2 separate regions of the Homo sapiens genome follow, and region 1 is linked to region 2. The links are chromatin loops, found by intact Hi-C in ENCODE. Cell type or tissue: PC-9. All regions are shown on one strand. Each heading gives the region's core, and the rest is flanking DNA. Links, peaks and the distances in the headings are about the cores only. Region 1 overlaps LOC105373689 (a long non-coding RNA gene). Region 2 overlaps FMNL2 (formin like 2).

The links. Peaks named below come from ENCODE experiments on the same cell type or tissue, not always from the same donor. Only the 100,000 strongest peaks of a DNase experiment are listed, where the experiment ranks them.
Region 1: a loop joins it to region 2, with 5 times the contacts of the local background. A loop is called at or near these places in 13 of 110 quality-filtered maps.

What each region holds. Positions count from the first base shown.
Region 1 is chr2:152,186,535-152,194,876 of GRCh38, reverse strand. LOC105373689 (a long non-coding RNA gene) reads right to left here. Exons shown (of 3, transcript XR_923477.3): 3 at 4,190-4,207. Among named protein-coding and RNA genes, the nearest start is that of STAM2, 15 kb to the right of the region's middle. In PC-9, for the core only: a CTCF peak has its summit at 4,802 (motif pointing left); a DNase peak (open chromatin) is centred at 4,766.
Region 2 is chr2:152,401,520-152,409,861 of GRCh38, reverse strand. All of the region lies in intron 1 of FMNL2 (formin like 2), which reads right to left. Among named protein-coding and RNA genes, the nearest start is that of FMNL2, 71 kb to the right of the region's middle. RefSeq lists enhancers at 4,293-4,587, 7,312-7,811, 7,812-8,313. In PC-9, for the core only: no CTCF peak of the experiment used is centred there; a DNase peak (open chromatin) is centred at 4,401; H3K27ac peaks cover 1,819 bases.

The DNA of each region.
Region 1 (8,342 bases), core at 237-8,236, 220 kb after region 2:
TTTCTGTCTTGTTGGTCTGTCTAATATTGACAGTGGGTGTTAAAGTCTCCCACTATTATTGTGTGGGAGTCTAAGTCTCTTTGTAGGTCTCTAATAACTCACTTTATGAATCTGGGTGCTCCTGTATTGGGTGCATATATATTTAGGATAGTTAGCTCTTCTTGTTGCGTTGATCCCTTTACCATTATGTAATGCCCTTCTTTGTCTTTTTTGATCTTTGTTGGTTTAAGGTCTGTTTTATCAGAGACTAGGATTGCAACCTCTGCTTTTTTTAACTTTCCATTTGCTTGGTAAATATTCCTCCATCCTTTATTTTGAGCCTATGTGTGTCTTTGCACATGAGATGGGTCTCCTGAATACAGCATACCAGTTGGTCTTGACTCTATCTAGTTTGCCAGTCCATGTCTTTTAATTGGGGCATTAAGCCCATTTACATTTAAGGTTAATATTGTTATGTGTGAATTTGATCCTGTCATTATAATGCTAGCTGGTTATTTTGCCCATTAGTTGATGCAGTTTCTTCATAGTGTCGATGGTCTTTACAATTTGGTATGTTTTTGTAGTGGCTGGTACCAGTTTTTCCTTTCCATATTTAGTGCTTCCTTCAGAGCTCTTGTAAGGCTGGCCTGGTGGTGACAAAATATCTCAGCATTTGCTTGTCTGTAAATGATTTTATTTCTCCTTCGCTTATGAAGCTTAGTCTGGCTGGATATGAAATTCTGGGTTGAAAATTCTTTTCTTTAAGAATGTTGAGGCTGAGCGTGGTGGCTCACACCTGTAATCCCAGTACTTTGGGAGGCTGAGGCAGGTGGATCACGAAGTCAGGAGCTCGAGACCAGTCTGGCCAATATGGTGAAACCCCGTCTCTACTAAAAATAGAAAAATTAGCCAGGCAGGGTGTTGCGTGCCTGTAGTCCCAGCTACTCGGGAGGCTGAGGCAGAAGAATCGCTTGAACCCAGGAGGTGGAGGTTCAGTGAGCTGAGATCACGCCACTGTACTACAGCCTGGGTGACAGGGTGAGCCTCCGCCTCAAAAAAAAAAAAGAAGGTTGAATATTGGCCCCCACTATCTTCTGGCTTGCAGGGTTTCTGCTAAGAGATCCACTGTTAGTTTGACAGGCTTCCCTTTGTGGGTAACCTGACCTTTCTCTCTGGCTGCCCTTAACATTTTTTCCTCCATTTCAACCTTGGTGAATCTGACGATTGTGTGTCTTGGGGTTGCTCTTCTCGAGGAGTATCTTTGTGGTGTTCTCTGTATTTCCTGAATTTGAATGTTGGTCTGTCTTGCTAAGTTGGGGAAGTTCTCCTGGATAATATCCTGAAGAGTGTTTTCCAACTTGGTTCCATTCTCCCCATCACTGAGGTTAGGTCTTTTCACATAGTCCCATATTTCTTGGAGGCTTTGTTCATTCCTTTTCATTCTTTTTTTTCTAATCTTGTCTTCATGCTTTATTTCATTTAGTTGATCTTATACCAGATATATTTCGAACCCCTTCCTTTTATTAACTCTGTTAATCCCCGTATTTGTTTTACCTCTTTGAACTCTTCTCATTCATCAAAGACTGAACTCAAAGCTCCTCTCTACTTTGAAGCCTTCCCTGACTAATAATTTGGTATTTAACTAATCATACAAGGTTTTGCAACACCACTTGAATTATTGTTCGGTGTTATTTCTCTTTCCATTGGTGTAAACCCTGTCTCTCCAACTATAGTGTCCATTTCTTAAGATCAGCAACCTCATTTTATACTGTTTGATGCTATTCTTATCTTCCAGAGTGTCTGTCTTTACTCTCTGCAGGTGTATAAACCTGCAGCATCCCTCCGGAAAAAGCCTCTAGTTTCTTGCCCTGTCTTGTCTCATACTAGTTTGCCAGCCTGCTCTTTGTCTCCTTGCTCTTGACTTGTTGACCAGTCTTCTTTCTGTAGTCTTTCCCTCTGGACTAGACAGATGCCTACTTTTGCTTCTTTGGTGCTGCCCTTGCCTCTACTTCTCAGCAAGAGTCTGCACTTGTTCCTCAGATCACATTTCTACTGGCTCCTGCACATCTCCTGAGATCTTTCCTCAACTTTCCTTTGAGTTGTGGGAAGGGTAAAACAGACACAAGGCTCTGATTATTGTAGACCTTGTATACATGTCTGTAAAATTATAGCTTCAAAGTCCTTTGAGTCATATTGTTTCCAGTGATTCGAAATCATTTATACTTGATTGTGTTGCTTAAAAAATCAGGCCGGGCACACACCTGTAATCCCAGGACTTTGGGAGGCCAAGGCAGGAGGATCACTTGAGCCTAGGAGTTCCAAAACCAGCCTGAGCAACACAGTGAGAACGTATCTCCACACACACACAAAAAAAAGTTTAAAATTAATTGACCAGCCATGGTGGCACATGCCAGTAGTCCCAGACACACAGGAAGCTGAGGTGGGAGGACTGCTTGAGCCCAGGAGGTTGAGGCTGCAGTGACCCATGATCGCGTCACTGCGCTCCAGTCCTGGTGACAGAGCAAGAGCCTGTCTCAAAAAAAAAAAAAAAGTTAAATGCTCTGAAGAGCCTCTTCTGTGTTCCACTCTCTTTGCATGTCTTAAGAACATTAAGATAATTTGTGAAAAATATCTAAACACTTTGTTTTCATTGTCTTGCATGTCATGCAAATCTTTGCATAAAAAAACCTGAAAAGCCATCTCAATGTTGTTTGATTTGGCTAAATGAGTGGTACTGGACAGATTATTATGAAACAGATATTAACACCTCATGTCGTCATAACTAAAAAGTGTCAACTACAGATTATGGTGGAGTACTTTAAAACTATCCTTTTCTTAGCTCTGGCCCAATATCACAGCCTGATTTGTATTATAGTTAGATTAGATGTAGTCAAAAGGCTTTTGAAAAAAGGTATTTGGGAACTAGCTAAAGCAGAGATATATTTTTCATTTGTCTTGTTTGTTTGTTTTGTTCCGTTTTGTTTTCAAGACACAGTCTTGCTCTGACATCGTTGCTTGAGTGCAGTGGCATGATCTTGGCTCACTACAACCTCCTGGGTTCAAGTGATTCTTATGCTTCAGCCACCCCAGTAGCTGGGACTACAGGCACATACCATCCCACCTGGCTAATTTTTATATTTTTAGTAGAGACGGGTTTTCACCATGTTGGCTAGGCTGGTCTCGAACTCCTGGCCTCAAATGATCCTCCCATCTTGGCTTCCCAAAGTGCTGGGATTACAGGCATTAGCCATTGTGCAGGGCCCATTTTTCTTTTTTTTTAAGCCTCCAGATCCCTTTATGAACACAAAAATCACAAACATTTTATTTTCTAACTGAAGCCAGAACAGGGAATACATGTGTTGAGTATTTGTGTGGTAAAGTCATTCATTTGTTACACTTAGGGTTTCATTTTGCCATTTCTCTAACCAGGGATGGGCCTGGATTCTACTAAGGTGCTAATGAATTTACAAAGCAATGGTTGTTCTCATTTTGAGTAAGTGGAATAAGGAAGATGGAATATGGAATCTTATGACTGAAGGTTAGTCCTAATGGAGTAATTTTGTTGTGTATTAAGATTCGCAAACAGGATATTTAGGTGAATACAGCAATGTACTTAATTCCATGTGACATCTGCTTTCAGCATCTCAGGTTTGGCTCTACCACAGACCATGGAGATGCTTTGTTGAAAAACACTGTCCTCTATTTTTTCCTAGCAACTCATTACGTATATATCATCTATACATTGATCTTAATATTCTTTGAAATTAGCTGGATGCAGTGGCTCACACCTGTAATCCCAACACTTTGGGAGGTCAAGACAGGAGGATTGCTGGAGCCCAGGAGTTTCAGACCAGCCTGGACAACATAGTGAGATGTTGTCTCTACCAAAAAATTAAAAAATTGTCTATTTAGTATATATTTAGTATATAAGCCATTTTAAAAGAAGCTTTAGGCCGGGCACGGTGGCTCGCGCCTGTAATCCCAGCACTTTGGGAGGCTGACGTGGGCAGATCATGAGGTCAGGAGTTCGAGACCAGACTGGCTGATATGGTGAAACCCTGTCTCTACTAAAAATACAAAAATTAGCCAGACGTGATGACATGTGCCTGTAATTCCAGCTACTCCAAAGGCTGAGGCAGGAGAATCGCTTGAACTTGGGAGGTGGAGGTTGCAGTGAGCTGAGATAGCGCCACTGCACTCCAGCCTGGGTGACAGAGCAAGACTCCATCTCAAAAAAAAAAAAAAGAGGTAAATGTTAGGATAACTAAAATTTACTACTCTATAGCATATATTGCCTTAAAGTGATGTTTTAAATGTCAACTTATGTTGTGCAATTTGGATTATATCTGTCTTTAGTGCACCACCCAGATAACTGCTTTTCTCTGCACATGTGCAGAAATGAAGTTCTTGTCATAGTAGACATAATAAACATTTGCTGAATGACCAGCACGCGTGAAATTAAGTAGAAATAAATACCTACCTTTACATTAAACTATAAAGGAGATAATTTATTATATTATGATAAGAAAGATTAAGTGAATATTAATTTTTAAGATAGCACATCCTGGTTTATTGACATTCACTGGCAAAATGAATTATTCAACATATGAATTTTTACTAAACACTGAATGTAGAATATATAACAATTTGGCACATAATTGGCATATTATAATGGCATATTACTGACATGACCTTATAAGGCAATGCTTTTATTTTTGGCCAAATTAGGATCCTGAAATTTGTTTCAATGTTTGCCTCTGTTTTGTACTTCTAGGCCGTTCAGTCGATTCTGGGAGTGAAGCACTGTTGCCACCTACTGTGAAGAGTGCGGTAATGATGATGACAAAGGAAAATGAACAGAGAGTAATAATAGAGTTTTAAATAAATTATGAAGTAAAAATTAAGCGGATCCATCCATACAAGTTACAGTACTCTTGAACTGAATTGCCAGTAAAAATAGTTACTGAATAGAATGAACCAGGTCTGCTAGGAGTCCTGTGAAGCCAGGCCTTTGGAGCTGTGGGAATTTTTTTTTTTTAATAGATGGGGTCTTACTATGTAGCCCAGGCTAGGCTCAAACTCTTGGGCTCAGTGATCCTCCCCTGTAGCTGAGACTACAAGAATGCACCACCATGCCTGGCTAAGGATCTATGGGCTTTTAAGATAGCCTTCCTTGAAGTTTTTGGTTTAGGGATTTTTTTATTTTTATTTTTTTTTGAGACAGGGTCTCGCTGTATGGCCCATGCTGGAGTGCAGCTGCGTGATCACAGTTCACTGCAGACTTGACCTCCTGCAGGTGATCTTCCCACCTCAGCCTCCAGAATAGCTAGGACCACAGGTATAGGTCACCATGCCTAGCTGAAGGTTTTTGGGTTTTTTTAAATACACACGTGTACACACAATTTCCTGAATTTGTACATTTTTTTCCCTTCAACTCTTTTCACCTAACCAATCAATTTTATTATCATTTCTGCTTATGTTTTACTTTCCCATATTACCTTTTTCATAAGCTGATTTCCAAAATGACTTTTTTCTAGATGGTCTATACATAGCTTCTCTCTCTCTTTTTTTCTTTCTAAAGATTCAAACTCCAATTTGTAACAATTTAGTTTGAGATAATAGTTCTCAATTACAATCAGAAGTATTCCCAACATCAAATTTGTTGGACTAACTACCTCAACTGGGCACTAAAATATAATTTCCAGTGGGTACAAAGCAAAATACCATTACTCTACACTTGGCCTCCACATGGAATTCCCCTTATTCCTATGTATTCTCTTCCATTAACTACTTTTATAAATCATTTTCTCCTTGCCTGAATATGAGTCACTGAGGGCAGTGATTACGTTATTTTCATGCCTCCCCTCTAATCAACCCTTGCCCCTACTGCTAGTATTTTGGACATGGTAGGTGCCCAATATTTACTAAATAAAGTGTGAAAAGCGTAATGCCTCTGAAAAAAATGATTTTATTCATCATGCAGGAGTGAGAGAGATAAAGTAACACAATGTAGGAAATAAAAAAGTAATAAATGTTATTAGATAACTGATCAGGTGCTCTTTGTTCCTTTCAGCCAACTTCTAGACAATGGTAGCAGGAATTGGAAGGCAAGAGGAATGGATAAGAGAAGTAAAGGACAGGTAATCACTCAAACATTGGGTTATTCAGTGTGTTTTAGTCATGTTAGGCTGCTATAACAAAGTACCACAGACTGGGTGTCTTATAAATAACAGCAATTTATTTCTCACAGTTCTGGAGGCTGGAAGTTGTAGATTGCTGTGTCAGCCTGGTCAGATTCTAGAGAGGACACTCTTTTGGTTGCAAACTGCTGACTTCTCATTGTGTCCTAACATGAAGTAAAGAGAGCAAGAGAGGTTTCTGGCCTCTTCTTATAAGGGCACTAATTCTATTCATGAGGATTCCACTCTCATGACCTAATTACCTCCCCCAAATCCCACTTTCAAATACTATCTTACTGGGAATTGGATTTCAACATGTGAGTGTTGGGGAGACACAAATCAGTGTTTAAGTATTCTAAGTAATGGGCTAATTGGTCTTGAAAGGGAGGACACAGAATTAAAAGCCACAGAGATCCTGATACTGTGCTCTTGGGAAGTTCCAACAATCACACAAGATAGGTTAGAAGAATATTAAGTGCTAACCAGTGCAATGTTGACCCATGTTCAATAAAAGTTTCAGAAACGTGAAAAACATGTAGATTGGGATCAACTGAGGAATATTTCTGGAGAAGATGGGCTGTTGAATGGATTCTTAAATTTCCAGATGTGAAAAATGAAAAGAGATAAAAGATGAAGATAGGTGAAAGAAGTAAGCATGCATTTTTGGAAAGTGAAATATCATAAAGCAAATAACAGAGATGGAAGACACTCCTATTTCTCCTTGAACTGATTTTCAAGTATGGTGTAGAGCACTCTATTACACTAGCTACTAGGCAGCCACATGTGGGTATTTGCATTTAAAATGAAATAAAATTAAAAATTAAGTTCCTCAGTTGCAATAGTTACATTTCAAGTGATCAACAGTCACATATGCCTGTTGGTATTTGTATTGAGCAATGCAAATATAAAACATATCCGGCCGGGCACGGTGGCTCATGCCTGTAATCCCAGCACTTTGGGAGGCCAAGGTGGGTGGATCCCAAGGCCAAGAGATCGAGACCATCCTGGCCAACCTGGTGAAAGCCCATCTCTACTAAAAATATAAAAAGTTAGCTGGGCATGGTGGTGCGTGCCTGTAGTGCCAGCTACTCGGGAGGCTGAGGCAGGAGAAGTGCTTGAATCCGGGAGGAAGAGGTTGCAGTGAGCTGAGATCGCACCACTGCCCTTCAGCCTGGCAACAGAGCAAGACTCCTTCTCAAAAAAAAAAAAAAAAAAACAAAAAAAAAACAAAGAACAAAAAACACATCCATCATCGCAAAAAAGTTCTATTGTACTATAGTGAGTGCTATTGAGTATTTACTATACAAAAAGCTCTCATAATCCCATTTAATTTTCACGGCAACCTTATAAAGTATATAGTAGTCAGGTGTGGTGGCTCATGCCTGTAATCCCAGCACTTTGGGAGGTTAAGGCGGGCAGATTGCTTGAGCCCAGGAATGCAAGACCAGCTGGACAACATAGTGAGACCCCATCTCTACAAAAAATACAAAAATTAGCCAGGCATGGTGGCATGTGCCTGTAGTCCCAGCTACTTGGAGGTCTGAGGTGGGGGGATCACTTAAGCCCCGGAGGTCAAAGCTGCAGTGAGCTGAGATCACACCACTGGGTGTGACAGAATGGGTGACAGAATAAGACTGTCTCAAAAGATAAATAAATAAATAAAGTATTTTTAAATTTAATATATTTTATTTATATTAAATGTTTTATATTTTGAGACTCTGTCTCCAAACACAAAATAAATAAATAAATAAATAATAACGTATATAGTTAAAGGGCCAGGCGCGGTGGCTCACGCCTGTAATCCCAGTACTTTAGAAGGCTGAGGCAGGTGGATCACCTGAGGTCAGGAGTTCAAGACCAGCCTGGCCAACATGGTGAAACCCTGTCTCTACTAAAAATACAAAAAGTTAGCTGGGCGTGGTGGCGGGCGCCTGTAATCCCAGCTACTCAGGAGGCTAAGGCAGGAGAATTGCTTGAACCCGGGAGGCAGAGGTTGCAGTGAGCTGAGATCACGCCATTGCACTCCAGCCTAGGTGACAAGAGCGAAACTCTGTCAAAAAAAAAAAAAAAAGAAAGAAAAGAAAGAAAACTGAAGTCCCTAAAACTTAAGTATTTGTTCAAACACAGCTGTGATTTGAAATTTTATGTGACTCCAAAAACGGAAGCTTTAAGCTATAGAAAATA
Region 2 (8,342 bases), core at 93-8,092:
TTGCATCATGGTTACAAATCCCAGCTTTGCCCCTAAGCAATATGACCCTGGGAAAATTATCTACTACTCCCAGCTACCATCTGAAAATGGTGACTGTAAGGATTAAATGGGGGAAAAACACATACAAAGTTCTCCATAAAGTATCAATGCCATCATCAGCTTCATCGTTAATCAGGGTCCGATTACTGCATAACTACTACTATGCCATGTCCTCTGTACCCAGAGTCACCATTAGCAGTCATGTTGGTGGCAACTCCATTTGATGTAACTCTCAACTATATCCCATATCAAATGGGAAACTTATCCACAAGACTGTGAAACTTCACCATGCCTTCTCCATGACCTCACTCACACTCCTTTCCTTAACTTCCCCCAGTCAGGGAAACTAACTCTCTGCTCCTGACCTCCTTTTTAAACTTCTGAAAAAAGCAGCAGGGGAGGGGCTCTCAAACTAGTTTTACCCACAGCAGAGACCATGATTTTATTACCTTTCTCCATATCCTCACCAAAAAAAACCATTGCTTATATAAAGAATTAATAAGTGGCGTCTTATCATCTTTATACTGAAGGCATTTTTGCCAGCTGCCATTTTTCTAATCCCTCACAGCAATTGAGAATTTTTTTTAAGCCTTGAATGTGGCAGTCGGATTTGAGCTAATCATTTGGAATTATACTGTCTTTATTTCTTTGGAGCATCTTTGAAGTATCTTGTTATATAAATGAAATATGGGGTGAGGAAGGAAAGGATGCACCTACGAACACTGCTTCGAAGGTTCTTGACTCATAACTTTAAAAGCCTGAGAAGAAATTTATGAAGCCAATTGCAAACCCTTCTTCCCTCTTAACCAGGAAACTTCTAGTTCTTTGTTGTTTTAAAGTATCTGCTAAGGATTGACTTTAGAAATCAATGCACTGCACAGCAAGCATTTCACCCATCCTGACAGAACTACAGATGGTCCCTGACTTACAATTTTCCAATTTTACAATGGTGCAAAAGCGATATATATTCAGTAGAAACCATAATTCCAGTACCCATACGACCATTCTGTTTTTTCAATTTCAGTACAGTATTCAATAAATTACATGAGATATTCAACACTTTATTATAATAGGCTTTGTGTTAGATGGTTTTGCCAACTATAGGCTAATGTCAGTGTTCTCAGCATGTTTAAGGTAGTCTAGGCTAGGATGTTTCATAGGGTAGCTATATTAAATGCATTTTTGACTTACAATATTGTCAATATTTTCAACTTACAATGGGTTTATCAGGGCAAAAAAAAACCCGTAAGTCTAGGAGCATCTGTATTTCAAGGAGAAACAAAATCTCACACACAATTCCTAAATTTCATTTAATCTCTGCTATAGCTTGGGAAAAACAGACAAGAGGGAAGAAAATGCTAAGCCAGCAGTTTGCCAGCAAATATGAAGCCCCAGATACTGTAATTTCAATTCTCACTCCCTGGAAGCTTTAAATGCATAAATGTTTTATAAACCAATTGACAAAGCTTACTCACTTGTCCTAAGAAACATAATACGACAAAGACACAGAAGAGAACATTAGGGCTACGATAAAGATACAAGGTAGAATTCATTGTGTTTAAAAGTGTTTTTTTTAAAAAAGTTCTTTGAAGATAAAAAGACCTAAGTGCTACATATGATTACTTATCACAACTACTCAATATCTATTATCCTACAGGCAGAATCCAAGGCTCTGTGTTAAGTAACTTTCAAATATGTACCTTATTCTGAGCTGGGAACAACACTAATCCACCTACCAGAGAAACTCTCCAACCCTGTTCTCTGCCACCTTCCAGCCCCCATATGTCACTCAGAAGGCAGAGTGACTTTTCCAACCCAAGTTACTTAAGCTAATTCTCGTCTTTCACAAACAGATCCTTCAGCAGCCCCCAGCCTACCTGCACAAAATGCTGGATACCTTGGAAGAGCTACAGGAACTGTTTCTTTCAGCTACTGAGTACCTACTGTGTGCCAGGTACTGCAGTGGTGATTGTTTTTTATTAGACACCACTATGATTAATTTGCTCAGCCTAGAAAATCCATTTCTCCCTGGAAGATGAAGAAAAGGGAAGACAAAGAGGTTTGCTTCTAATTAAGACGAAACCAACAAACAAGCCTGACCCAGGCCATGAAATTGTACTCTCATTGGTTTATGAACACCAGAAAGAGGGCTTGGTACAGCAGCAGCCAGAGCCAACAGACTCAATGGGGCAGATAAAAATTCAAAATTCAGCCAAAATGCTGAAAAGAGAAGAAACATAGGTTCCTCTTCGTTTAATGCACGAGCCACTCTGGCTACTAGGCCACAACTGAGCAGACAAAAAGATTTGGGGACTTTTCCAGTGAACCGAGAAATGTGAGCAGGAGGGGCAGGCATGAAGAGCTCCACCCACACCCCTGAAGGGAGGCGCTGTCAGGAGTCGGCAGAAAGGCAGACACTGACACACCGCATCGCCCAGGGCTGGAAGGGTTTCTCCCAAACGACTGTAAAAAAAGAAATGAAAAGGGAAACAAATAGCATCTGCTAATAGTAACTCCTCATATTCCATTGATGTTATGTTCACCCTATTACTAGAACTCCCTGAGGGTGGCAGGCATTTAGAGGAAATGACATTCTGAAGCTTCAGGGGGAAAGAAAAAAAAAACAAAAACAGAAAGTGAAAAATATTTTAGAGTTCTTTAAGATGTTAATTTAACATCAACATAAGTATAATGACAAACACTCATTAATTACCTTAAGCACTGTGCAAAGAGTTTTCAGATGCTCGGTTTCTAATCGTCCCAGCAACCCAGTATGGAAAATAATATTTTCCTGACTTTTTCAGGTGGGAAAACTGATGCTTAGAGAAGTTAATCTTTCCTCTCAAGATTACAAAGTGACAGAGCCAGGATGAAGTCTGGGTGACTCAGGAAGCTTTTTTCTTCTTTTCCAGTTCATCACATTCAATACCTTTAAATCATTTATAAAAATGTTTCAGTTATAGTCCTATGCCAGGCACCAGGAAGTAATGTGAGAAAATGAAAACAATAAACTTTTCTAAATCAGTAAGAACAAAATGTAAATGAAACGTCTTAGACTTAAAGTGGAACAGTACGTGGTGCCTGGAAGGTCATATGGTTAAATTCTAAATTTAACCATTCTCTCAGACTAAATTTGCTCATCTGTAAAATGGAGGTGATAATATCAAAAGCAATGACTCAACTCAGATAAAAGGTACACTTCCACACAAACATCATTTGTCAAAAATTATGCTACCATCATAACAATTCAAATCTAGGAGGAGAAAGTGTGGGCTGTAGAAGGAATTGAGACTACCATCTTGATGGAGCTATCAAATATCTTCAATCACATCATTTAAGTCACTCAAAAGGGGAAGAAGCCCATAACAAAATAATGGGCCTTAGCTCCCACACACCAGTCTCTTTCCTCCTCTTCCTCTGATTCTTTTCTCTACTGTTAACACCAATTGTAACCTAACAGAGTGCTAATGTCTGCTCAAGTTCAAGCTTACACTATAGCTCTCTCTCCCCACTCAAAATGCTACTGAACACAGTAGATAACTATCTCAGTTCCCTCTTTGACAAGAAAAACAACATGAATGTAAATTACATGGAACCCATATTCTATAATACTGGAATTAAAGAATAAGGATTTAACCACATTGCAGACATTCTCTACTACTGAAGGAAAAAAATGTGCAGCATACACTTATAGACATAGGGAATCATAACATTTCAGAGCCTGAAACAACAAATGAAACTAATCTAATCCAGCCTCCTTTTGTAGTCACAAGAGATATATATACCTTGCCCAAAATCTGTCTTAAGGCTAAATTATGACAGAATGTCCTGAAAATCAGAAGAATTCTTACTCTTCTACATCCCCCTAGCTTCTGAATAACAACTCAATGTATATCATGTATTCTTAAAGACTTTACTATGTTATAATATATGTAGTTTTAAATATCCACCCATATCAATATCATTCTGCATAGATAGAACTTCCAATAAGGCAGCCAAGTGAACTGTTCAAAAACCTACTGCAAACCATAAAAATCAAAGACCCAGAACCAGGAATCAGGAGACCCAGGTACTAATTAGTCCTGATTATCACTGACCAGTTTCTAGATCTCAAGTCACTTTACTTCAACTTGGCCTTTGTTTCTAAAACCATAAAGAGGAGTTGGACCAGTTGGTCTCTAGGGTCCTTTCCAACACCTAAAGCTCCCTAATTCTCAACCACCTGGCACGCAAGGTAGACACAGGAAAACCAACACTTTCATTACAAAAAGTCACAAGGAAAAAAAATCACAAGACATCACAAGAGCTTTAAGGAAAACTGTGTTGAAGCTATGCTTGCTTTGGGGTTTTTCCAGAGGTAAGCACTGTGTTTTCCAAAGGCAAACAGTTCCCTTTCTCCAGAACAAGGACAGGATGTTGGGGACATGAGTCATTCTGTTGACATTCTAGGTACTGGTCAGTTGGAGGACAGGAACCACATCAGCTTCCTAGAGAGCACAGAAGAAAAATCTGCTCCAAAAAAGACCAGAAAGGAAGATGCGTTGAATGTCAGAAGGACCTTTGCTTCCCAAACCTTTCCAATCCAGCCTTCTAGTTAATGATAATGCCCAGCTCATTATAGCCAAAGGAGTAAAAACTTATTTCTAGAACCCCAGCGTCCATACAAGCAGCTAGATGCCAGGGATAAAACAGCCTCCCAATACTAGTAAGACCACCAACAATTTACAGCCTCAACTTCTGTTCCCAAGCATGTATCCTTTCTTTCTCAACATGTCAGAATACGGATGTGCCTTTACCAACCATTCTTTCCGGAGACAGGAATTAACAAAGACTGGTAAGAACCCCCGTCAGTTTTTCAAACTGGAGGAAGGTGATGCAGTACTCAGGGCCTGTTGTAGGGAGGCTCTGCTTATCTTAAGACAAAAATCAACTTGTAGATAGACATCAACACACAATGTTCTCCATCTCATGTTATTTCAACATGGGAGAAAATGCCACATGTGACCAGCTCATCCTCCTCTTCTCAAAAAAATTTTATACATATAATTTATTCCACACCCACTCTAGGATGGTAGCTAACGGCACCCACTGGACTGAATGATGCAAATAAGGATCCGTTCTGCCTTTGTTGTGTTTAATGCTGCTGCCACTGCCACCGCCACCACCACCAATTTTTGATTAGGACTCTGCTGGAGAACTCTGCAGAAAAATTAATCTAAACATAATCCTTCTGAATCCCTTACCTACATCAGAATTCCAGGTCACTCCAAATATGCATTCACTCACTCAGCCATCATTGGCAATCAGATGACACAAACACCCCATTACGAGTAATTCTGAGGGCTCAAGTTGTAGGAAGAAACAGAAAATGACATTATCCCCAAAGATGATATATATTTCATTATTTTTTCTATTTAAATTCAGCTTGGTGTCCCCTTTCTCTGTTAAGTGCCTGTGAACCACTGCAATGCTATGGGATGTGAGGAGATACAAGATAACCAAAAAACAAAATGTTTATGTAGGAAAGGAAAAGCTTGTCCATTGATACGTATTTAACTGAACAAACCGATGATACACAGTAGTAACAGTTACATTCATTGAAGATGCATTAATTCATTCAATAAACATGTTCTGGGGCTGCAGAAAGACCCAGAGATGGAAGTCTGAAGATGTGCTTCAATGTCCAAAAAAAAGGCGGGGGGTATGGATTGATAACCAATGTGTGAAGTCCTTTTACATTTATTTATTTATTTATTGAGACGGAGTCTCGCTCTGTCACCAGGCTGCAGTGCAGTGGCGTGATCTCGGCTCACTGCAACCTCTGCCTCCTGGGTTCAAGCAATTCTCCTGCCTCAGCCTCCCAAGAAGCTGGGACTACAGGGGCTCACCACCATGTCCAACTAATTTTTGCATTTTTAGTAGAGAGGGGGTTTCACCATGTTGGCCAGGTTGGTCTCAATCTCTTGGCCTCATGATCTACCCACCTTGGCATCCCAAAGTGCTGGGATTACAGGCGTGAGCCACTGTGCCCGGCCCTACATTTATTTCTTATAATTCTGTTAGCTAAAGATCATTTTAGAGACAACAGGGTCACAAAGGTGACGTGAATTGGGCAGCAGAGCTGAGACCAAAACCTTAGCTTTCAGGCCACCAAGTATGTGATCTGTCACTACTCCTACACCAGGCAGAAAGCATTACAAAGGCACACAAAAAGTCAAAGAGGAATTCTGTAGTGCCAGAAAGGAAGTACTTAAAAAAAAAAAATGAGTGTATGCCAAGAAAGGGACACAGAAGCCAAGTAAGGAGCTCCCAATGGTCAAAGCTGAAACGATTCAAACAAAATAAAGCAGTATTAGATTCTAACCCAAAGGATAAAAACATCCATGAGTCCACACTGATACAAATGACTGAATACATAAATGGGGAAGAAGAGACAAATCTCCCAGGCAGAAGAATTCCAAATAAGTTAGATAGATCCTCCTCTCTCAACATCCCACTCCTCAAGTGTACGCTGTACACAGTGACGTCCTTCTGAAGATGACAGAGCTGTTTGGGTTTTTGCTTGTTGTTTTTACAGTTTTGTGGGTTTTTTTTTTTTTTCAGTTTACAGTACAGAAACTTGGCAAACGCTACCTCCGCCAAGTGATAAGGATCAGCATGTGATAAGTCACACTGATATGTGATGAAAATGGCACTTTACCTCTGTCATCCTCCCCCTCAAAATCCACAACCCCAGTTGAATCGCCACAGAAAAACAACAGACAAATCTCAATTGAGGGGTATTCTACAAAACACCTGACCAGTACTCCTCGAAACTGTCAAGATCATCAAAAACAAGGAAAGTCTGGGACACTGTCACAACCAAAAATAGCCTGGGGCTCCACGACAACTAAATGTGACACCGCATCCTGGATGGGATCCCCGGACCGAAAAAGAACATTAAGTATCAACTGAGGAAAGGTGAATAAAGCACAGACTTTAGCTAATTATAAGGTAACTGTATTGGCTCATTAAGTGTGATAAACATACCATTCTAACTTAAGATAATAATGGGGGAAACTAGATACAGGATATGTGGGAATTCTCTGTATTATAGCCTCATTTTTCCCATACATCTGAAACTATACTACAACAAAAAGTTTATTTTTTAAAAAGTCAAAGAGGAAGGAATGAGAGAGCTGTGTGCAAGGGAGAGCAGATGAATGAACCTGGCCAAATTCATTTTGGCAGCAACTATCTGTCCTTGCACCTTCCTACCCTCACTCTCCTGTCTTCGTGGACCAGTAAACATCACAAAAGATCTTCAAGGCAGAATTCAGTTGAGGTCTCAATTTGCTCCTGTTAAGAGCTGGGCCACACTCAGAGGGTAGATCAGTTTTATTCAGTGACCAGAGATCCAATTGGCACTTTCTGCTCTTTTCCAAGAGGGAAAGGATCCTGGAGCCCGCTCCCCAAAAACAGCAGGGAATGTGCCTGGCCTGCTAAGGAAAGATACTTCATGCAGGTTCCCCTCCACTCCGCCCTCTGACTTAGAGCACACCTGTTCATACCTTCATGTTTCACCACTATTTACAGATGAGAACAACGCTTAGCATTTATGGGCTTTTAAAAGATCAAACACGGCCGGGCGTAGTGGCTCACGCCTGTAATCTCAGCACTTTGGGAGGCCAAGGCGGGCGGATCATGAGGTCAGGAGATCGAGACCATCCTGGCTAACATGGTGAAACCCTGTCTCTACTAAAAATACAAAAAATTAGCTGGGTGGCATGTGCCTGTAGTCCCAGCTACTCAGGAGGCTGAGGCAGGAGAATGGCATGTGAGCCCGGGAGGCGGAGGTTGCAGTGAGCTGAGATCGCGCCACTGCATTCCAGCCTGGGTGACAGAAAGAGACTCCGTCTCAAAAAAAAAAAAAAAAAAAAAAAAAGATTAAACACAACATCTGAAACTACCTAAAAATAGTTCAGTTTTTTTCTCTGCCTCTCTCTTTTTGGTCAATTTTCAAGTTTTATGAATAGCGTATTAGGCCAAACTGATTATAATAACCACTTCATCAAGCACCTGTCAGAAATGAACTTTAGGCTCAAAGGCAGGAGAGGAGCACCTGGAGAACTCTAAGAAATGGAAAAAAGCCCCAACCTGAATCAACAGCCTCCCCTCCACTGACCTAACAAGCACACCCAAATCCAAGGCCAATCTCTAAATAAAGATTTCAAATGAAACTGTGAATGCCGCTGACATGGTCATGAACTTATTCTTTGATATTTTGCACAGATTAAAGCTTTTTGCCTCCAAGCACTTCTCCT